3 separate regions of the Homo sapiens genome follow, and regions 2 and 3 are each linked to region 1. A link is an interaction called in ENCODE POLR2A ChIA-PET data of the cell type or tissue named here. Cell type or tissue: A673. All regions are shown on one strand.

Region 1 (2,500 bases):
TATTGGAAACAGTCCAAATATGCATCAATAGGGGTCTTGGTGAATAAACTGCAATACAACCACACAATGGAATGTGAAGTGGTTTTTGAAAGAATGAGGAAGATATCTATGTACTAATATGATGTAATCTTCATGATACCTTAAATGAAAAAAAGCAGTGTACCAAACAGCATGTATAATGTGCTGCCATGTTTTGTGTCAGTAAGTAGGATAATAAAAATATGTATGTATATTTGCTTAGTTTTGCACACAATGGAATGTAAAGTGGTTTTTGAAAGAATGAGGAAGATATCTATGTACTAATATGACATAATCTCCACAACACCTTAAACGAAAAAAAGCAGTGTACCAAAAAGTGTATATAATGTGCTGCTATGTTTTGTGTCAGAAAGTAGGAGAATAAAAATATGTATGTATATTTGCTTAGTTTTGCAAAAAAAAAAAAGGTTTTTTGCTGTGACTATAAATTTTGAATTTCAAATATGTTAATGTTTTAGTTATTTAAAAAATCAATACAAAAAGAAAACAAGCTAAACTCAAATTTGAAAATAAACAGAAGGGAGGTTCCAAGATGGCTGAATAGGAACAGCTCTAGTCTTCAGCTCCCAGCATCAGCGACACAGAAGACGGGTGATTTCTGCATTTCCAACTGAGGTACCGTGTTCATCTCCCTGGGCTTGTCAGAGAGTGGGTGCAGCCCATGGAGCAGGGTGGGGCATTGTCTCACCCAGAAAGCATAAGAGGTCAGGGAATTCCCTTTCCTAGCAAAGGGAAACCGTGACAGATGGTACCTGGAAAATTGGGACACTCCTACCCTAATACTGCGCTTTTCAATGGCCTTAGCAAATAGTACACCAGGAGATTATATCCCGTGCCTGGCTTAGAGGGTCCCATGCCTACAGAGCCTCATTAACTGCTAGCACAGCAGTCTGAGATCAAACTACAAGGCAGTAGCGAGGCTGGGGGAGGGGTGTCCACCATTGCTGAGGATTGAGTAGGTAAACAAAGCTGCCTGGAAGCTCGAACTGGGTGGAGCCCACTGCAGCTCAAGGAGGCCTGCCTGCTTCTGTAGACTCCACCTCTGGGGGCAGGGCATAGCTGAACAAAAGAAACTTCTACAGACTTAAACGTCCCTGTCTGACAGCTTTGAAGAGAGTAGTGGTTCTCCCAGCACAGAGTTTGAGATCTGAGAATGGACAGACTGCCTCCTCAAGTGGGTCCCTGACCCTCAAGTAGCCTAACTGGGAGACATCTCCCAGTAGGGGCTGACTGACATCTCATACAGCCAGATGCCCCTCTGAGATGAAGCTTCCAGAAGAAGGATCAGGCATCAACATCTGCCATTCTGCAATATTTGCTGTTCTGCAGCCTCCGCTGGTGATACCCAGGAAAAACAGGGTCTGGAATGGACCTCCAGCAAACTCCAACAGACCTGCAGCTGAGGGTCCTGACTGTTAGAAGGAAAACTAACAAACAGAAAGGACATCCACGCCAAAACCCCATCTGTACAACACCATCATCAAAGACTAAAGGTAGATAAAACCACAAAGATGGGGAGAAACCAGAGCAGAAAAGCTGAAAATTCTAAAAATCAGAGCGCCTCTTCTCCTCCAAAGGAACACAGCTCCTTGCCAGCAATGGAACAAAGATGGACGGAGAATGACTTTGATGAGTTGAGAGAAGAAGGCTTCAGACAATAAGTAATAACAAACTTCTCCAAGCTAAAGGAGGATGTTCGAACCCATCACAAAGGAGATAAAAACCTTGAAAAAAGATTAGATGAATGGCTAACTAGAATAAACAGTGTAGAGAAGTCCTTAAATGACCTGATGGAGCTGAAAACCATGGCACAAGAACTACATGATGCATGCACAAGCTTCAGTAGCCAATTTGATCAAGTGGAAGAAAGGGTGTCAGTGATTGAAGATCAAATGAATGAAATGAAGCAAGAAGAGAAGTTTAGAGAAAAAAGAGTAAAAAGAAACAAAGCCGCCAAGAAATATGGGACTATGTGAAAAGACCAAATCTATGTCTAATTGGCGTATCTGAAAGTGACAGGGAGAATGGAACCAAGTTGGAAAACACTCTGCAGGATATTATCCAGGAGAACTTCCCCAACTTAGTGAGGCAGGCCAACACTGAAATTCAGGAAATACAGAGAATGCCACAAAGATACTCCTCGAGAAGAGCAACTCCAAGACACATAATTGTCAGATTCACCAAGGTTGAAATGAAGGAAAAAATGTTAAGGGCAACCAGAGAGAAAGATTGGGTTACCCACAAAGGGAAGCCCATCAGACTAACAGCAGATCTCTCAGCAGAAACTCTACAAGCCAGAAGAAGTGGGGACCAATATTCAACAATCTTAAAGAATTTTCAACCCAGAATTTCATATCCAGCCAAACTAAGCTTCATAAGTGAAGGAGAAATAAAATCCTTTACAGACAAACAAATACTGAGAGATTTTGTCACCACCAGGCCTGCCTTACAAGAGCTCCTG
Region 2 (2,500 bases), 66 kb before region 1:
TGTTCAGCTTTGTTTTTCTTTCTGAAAATTGAATTGGCTATAAGATTATCAGTGATTTTTTAGCACAGAACTTGCCAGCCAGAAGGCAATGAGATATTAATATTCAAAATAATGAGAGAAAAAACTGCCAAGAGTGCTATGCTTGGCAAACCAGACCTTCAAAAAGGAAGGAAAAATAAAGACTTTCCCAGAAAAACAAGAACTGAGGGAGTTAATTACCACTAGAGCTGCTTTATGAGAAACGCTAAAAGTTCTTCAAGTTGAAATGAAAAAATGCTGAACAGCAACACAATAGTAAGAAAATATGAAATTCTTTGATAAAGATAAATACATAAATACGGAATATTATAATACTATAATGGTGGTAGGTAAGTGACTTTTAATTTTAGTATAAAAGTTAAAAGACAAAAGTATTAAAAATGACAATAAAAATGCATTAAAAGGTACATAATATGAATAAATAAAACCTGTAACAACAATAATGTTATGTTGTAAAATGTGTAGGGGGCAGAGAAGTTAGTTTTTGTTTATAATTGAATTTAAGTTGTTATCAGTTTAACATAGACTGTTGTGACTGTATTTTATATAGACTCCAAGATAACCACATACAAAGAATACCTATAGAAATCGCACAAAAGGAAGCAAATCTAGAAAACTCAAAGAAAGACACAAAGAGAGGAAAAGACTAACAGAAGAACTACAAGACTAACAGAAAACAACAAAATGGCAATAGTAAATTTTTCCCTATTCATAATTACTTTAAAGGTAAATGAATTAATCTCTCCAATCAAGAGACGTACAGTGGCTGAATGAATTTAAAAAATAAGACCCAAACTACATACTATCTACAGGAAATTCACATTTATATTTAACCGAACACATCCTCACCTGCTAAAGCAAGAATTTAGTACCATCTCAAAAGGTCCTTTGAAAGACAAAATTATATCTTCTCATACATTAGTCTATAAGAACAATTCATTATTAGTCTATAAGCACAATGTACTATTCCAGCTCCCATTTATCCATATCCACTTCTTACAAAACTGCTTTGAAAACATCTCAATTCTAATGTCTACGTCAGGAGTACAATAATTGGATGCCTCCAAAGCTGCCAATTTTCTGTGACTCACTGGGTCCTACCATAAAAGGAAATGGCAAAGCTTCCATAAAGTGATGTGGGAAAATATCCATACCATATACTGGTAGGTTGGAGAAGCAGCTATCAGAAATATATTTATGTTATTATGTCATAAATACATGCCGTTTTTAAAAATCTTGATTGCAAAAATGTGAGGAAGCAAGAGGTTGGATGTATATGTATTAAAATTAACAGTGATTATCTCTGAGTGGATTAGATTATAAATTTAAAACAATTTTGGCTTCTCTGTATTTTCTATTTTATCTTTTAAGAAAATGTAAATTATCTTAAATTTAAAATTTTAAGCACACACACACACACACATATATATAATCCCAAATGATCAGACAGACATTTTTAAAAATTATAACTATTATGCATCTTCCTACCAAAGAAAATTACATTTTTCTCCTTCCTGAGAAGTTAAAAAAAGAAAACTAAAGATATCAATTACATAATTCATGACGAGTCATCCAACCAGCCCCTAACACCTATTTACAAAAAGTATGAAGGTTAGCTTTAAGTTGCTTGGTAAAGTCCTGAAAGTAGTATCCCAAAGTACGTCTATTTATTCCGTCAAGCATGCAACTACATTATTTCATGGAATTAAATATGTAATATTGAACCATGTACTTCAATTAAAAATATATGTATATAGAGTTCAGATCTATCCATAAAGATCATAAAACTGAAAATTTAAAACAAAACAAAACGCTTTTTTAAAAATCAGCTAAATTCATTTGTCTGGGAAGCTGTTTACCCAATACATGATTTCTGGTCGGGTTCACTCATTTTTCTGTTTTTGGCATCAATGGAACCCTTTATTGTATACCACATAATTACATCCCTTCTTAGCTAGCCAACACATTATTTGTGCTAAGGGAAAATGGATACCTTGGTTTTTGTGTCATAAATATAACAAGGTTTCTTGTTACGTTTAAGAGATTTAACCCAAATTTTTCTCTTAGGATTGATATTGTTGCAAATCACTAAGTCTGGGGTTATAACATTTGGGATATTACTTATCTTTAAAATTTATTTTCTATTTTTCTATTTATATTTTGGTGTTGAAATAAATGTATTTATAAGTACATTCCTACTTAAAGACAATCTGTCACATGGAAATTAAAATGTGCAAGAGGCCCCTGTAATTCTAGGACTTTGGGAGGCCAAAGCAAGCAGATAAAGACCAGCCTGGGTAACACGGTGAAATTCCGTCTCTACAAAAAAAATAAAAAATTATCTGGGTGTGGTGGTGCACATCTGTGGTCCCAGTTTCATGGGAGACTGAAGTGGGAGGATCACTTGAGCGTGGGAGGTGGGAGGTTGCAGTGAGCTAAGATGGCACCACTGCACTCCAGC
Region 3 (2,500 bases), 140 kb after region 1:
AACCCTAGGAATTACTGCCTTATGTGTCTTGCTTTATTTCTGATCTATGCAGGAGAAAGATAATATGTGGTGGGTATACAGTTTTTTTTTTTTTTAAGAGATTAAATTAGATTGCACAGTGGTGCAATCGCAGCTTACTGAAGCCTCAATCTCCCAGGCTCAAGGGATCCTTCCATCTCAGCCTCCTGAGTAGCTAGGACTATAGGTGCATGCCATCACACTCAACTAATTTCTGCATTTTTTTGTGGAGACAAGGTTTCACTACATTGGCTGTTACATTCTCAAAGTGTTGGAATTACAGGCCTAAGCGACTGTGTCTGGCATTATATACTTTCAAATACAATGTAGGAAGTACAGTAATTTTTACATTAAATAATGTACAAAAATATGAGAATTTTATTAACTTTTTCATTAAACATTTTGAAATTTGTTAAATTGTTTTAAATTATGAAAAAAACACAAAGAATATTAAATTCAGTTCGTGTAGTATTGATACTTAATTTATTCTAAGATGTCAGCGTTTGTTTATTAACAAATCCTGGAAAAAGTCTGTAAATCAAATTTCCTTTATGTCCAGAAAACATCCTTTTATGTTTGTTAACCCAATTTGAACACTACAAATCCCAAATATCTTTAAAAGTGGGGGAAGAAAGGGTTAGAAGAAGTTGGAATAAAGCTTTAGTAGAAAAAACAGTGGAGGTCCTTGCTCTCCACCTGGAAAGCTAGCAATGCTATATGGATCTTCATAAAAACACAACATTTCTTTTTAATGGCCCCACATCTCAAGTTATGCCTCTGTTTTAATAAATGCTCCTCTTTGACTTATCTCTTCCACCTGAAACAATTTTCTTTTAAAGACTATCTTCCTTCTCTGAACTTCGTACTTTGTATTAGAGTTTTGATTTTCTGTCCCAAGGAAGTTGCCTGGCACCATTTTGGCTCATTACCATAAACTGTCCAGAAAAATATGCTTGCTTTGGTTGAGAACGAAAACGAAGTAATGAGATTTTTGAGACTAACCTAGAGATTATGACATTTTATACCATTCTTATGTACCTATTTCAATAAACCTAAGACAGTAGCTATAATATGAAAATGTACAAAGATAAATTAAGATTTTTATAAGACTGTCTTTATGTGGATTGGCCAAGGAATGTCACCAACATTCAGAATATCGTTTTTATGAAGAAAGACTCAGTAAAATGCACTTCTAAGCCATTAACAGGATGGAGGATTTCTCTTTTTCCCCCAACACCCTCCCGCCAAAAAAAAACACCCAGGATCAAGCCTACTACCAACGACAAAACAAAAGTATCATTAACTCAAATCTTACCCTGTAAATGAAAGAAAATGAGTCTAAACATGTCCAGTTGCATTTCATTTCAATTTCAGTTCAGCTCCTGATGTTAACTGGTAAGACTTTCCTCTCTTTCTTCTTAGTCTGTATTCTTTTGCTGTCCTTGTTTGAACTGCCTCCTAGGTGGCCGTCATACAACTCAGCAAGTGATGTAACCAACCTGAAGTTGCAGGGAAAGGAACCTAGCAATACTACATCCCATACCCTTCCCTCTTACATCAGAGTCCTTTCATCTTCTTGTTTCGAAAGTAAGACTATCTCTTCCTTTTTAAGGCTGAGTTTCACATCTGTGCTGTTACTCTCATTTCCTTCCACCCTTTGTCAAGATACCGCTGACTCAAATAGTATCTTTCCCTGTAGTCACTTTAATCATTTCCTCTATACTGGCTCCTTTCATTCTCACTTCAAATATGGATAGCCCTTTTGTGAAATACAATTGGCCCCATCTGTATCTGTGGGTTCCACATCCATGGATGCAACCAACTGCTGATAGAAAATACTCGCTAAAATAATTGTATGGGTACTGAGCATGTACACTTTTTTCCTTGTCATTATTCTCTAAACAATACAGTATAACAACTATTTACATAGCATTCACACTGTATTAGGTATTATTTGCAATCAAGAGATGACGTAATAATTTAAAGTATACAGGATTATGTGCATAGCTTATAGGCAAATACTGTCATTTTAAATCAGGGGCTTGAGCATTCTCAGATTTTGGTATCCATGGGAGGTCCTGGAACCAATCCATGGACACCGAGGGAAGCCTGTACTATAAAATAAACCAATTTCTGGGCCGGACACAGTGGATGACACCTGCAATCCCAGCACTCTGGGAGGCCAAGGCGGGTGGATCACTTGAGGTCAGGAGTTCAAGATCAGCCTGGCCAACATGGTGAAACCCTGTCTCTACTAAGAATACAAAAATTAGCCAGGCATGGTTGTGCATGCCTGTAATCACGGCTACTCAGGAGGCTGAAACACGAGAATTGCTTGAACCCAGAAGGTGGAGGTTGTAGTGAGCTGAGATCACGACACTGTACTCCAGCCTGGGTGACAGAGTGAGACTCTCTCAAGAAAAAGAAAAAAAAAAAAAGCCAAGCCAATTTCTGAAACATCAGATGACATACCAATGCTGGC

The links. Peaks named below come from ENCODE experiments on the same cell type or tissue, not always from the same donor. Only the 100,000 strongest peaks of a DNase experiment are listed, where the experiment ranks them.
Region 2: POLR2A ChIA-PET joins it to region 1 with 5 read pairs; 5 of 35 experiments call an interaction of 5 or more read pairs at or near these places.
Region 3: POLR2A ChIA-PET joins it to region 1 with 7 read pairs; 2 of 35 experiments call an interaction of 5 or more read pairs at or near these places.

What each region holds. Positions count from the first base shown.
Region 1 is chr10:58,421,908-58,424,407 of GRCh38, reverse strand. No RefSeq gene overlaps it. Among named protein-coding and RNA genes, the nearest start is that of TFAM, 38 kb to the right of the region's middle. In A673, no CTCF peak of the experiment used is centred here; no DNase peak of the experiment used is centred here.
Region 2 is chr10:58,487,735-58,490,234 of GRCh38, reverse strand. All of the region lies in intron 4 of LOC105378316 (a long non-coding RNA gene), which reads right to left. Among named protein-coding and RNA genes, the nearest start is that of BICC1, 24 kb to the left of the region's middle. In A673, no CTCF peak of the experiment used is centred here; a DNase peak (open chromatin) is centred at 1,124.
Region 3 is chr10:58,281,916-58,284,415 of GRCh38, reverse strand. All of the region lies in intron 2 of CISD1 (CDGSH iron sulfur domain 1), which reads right to left. Among named protein-coding and RNA genes, the nearest start is that of CISD1, 14 kb to the right of the region's middle. In A673, no CTCF peak of the experiment used is centred here; no DNase peak of the experiment used is centred here; H3K27ac peaks cover 580 bases.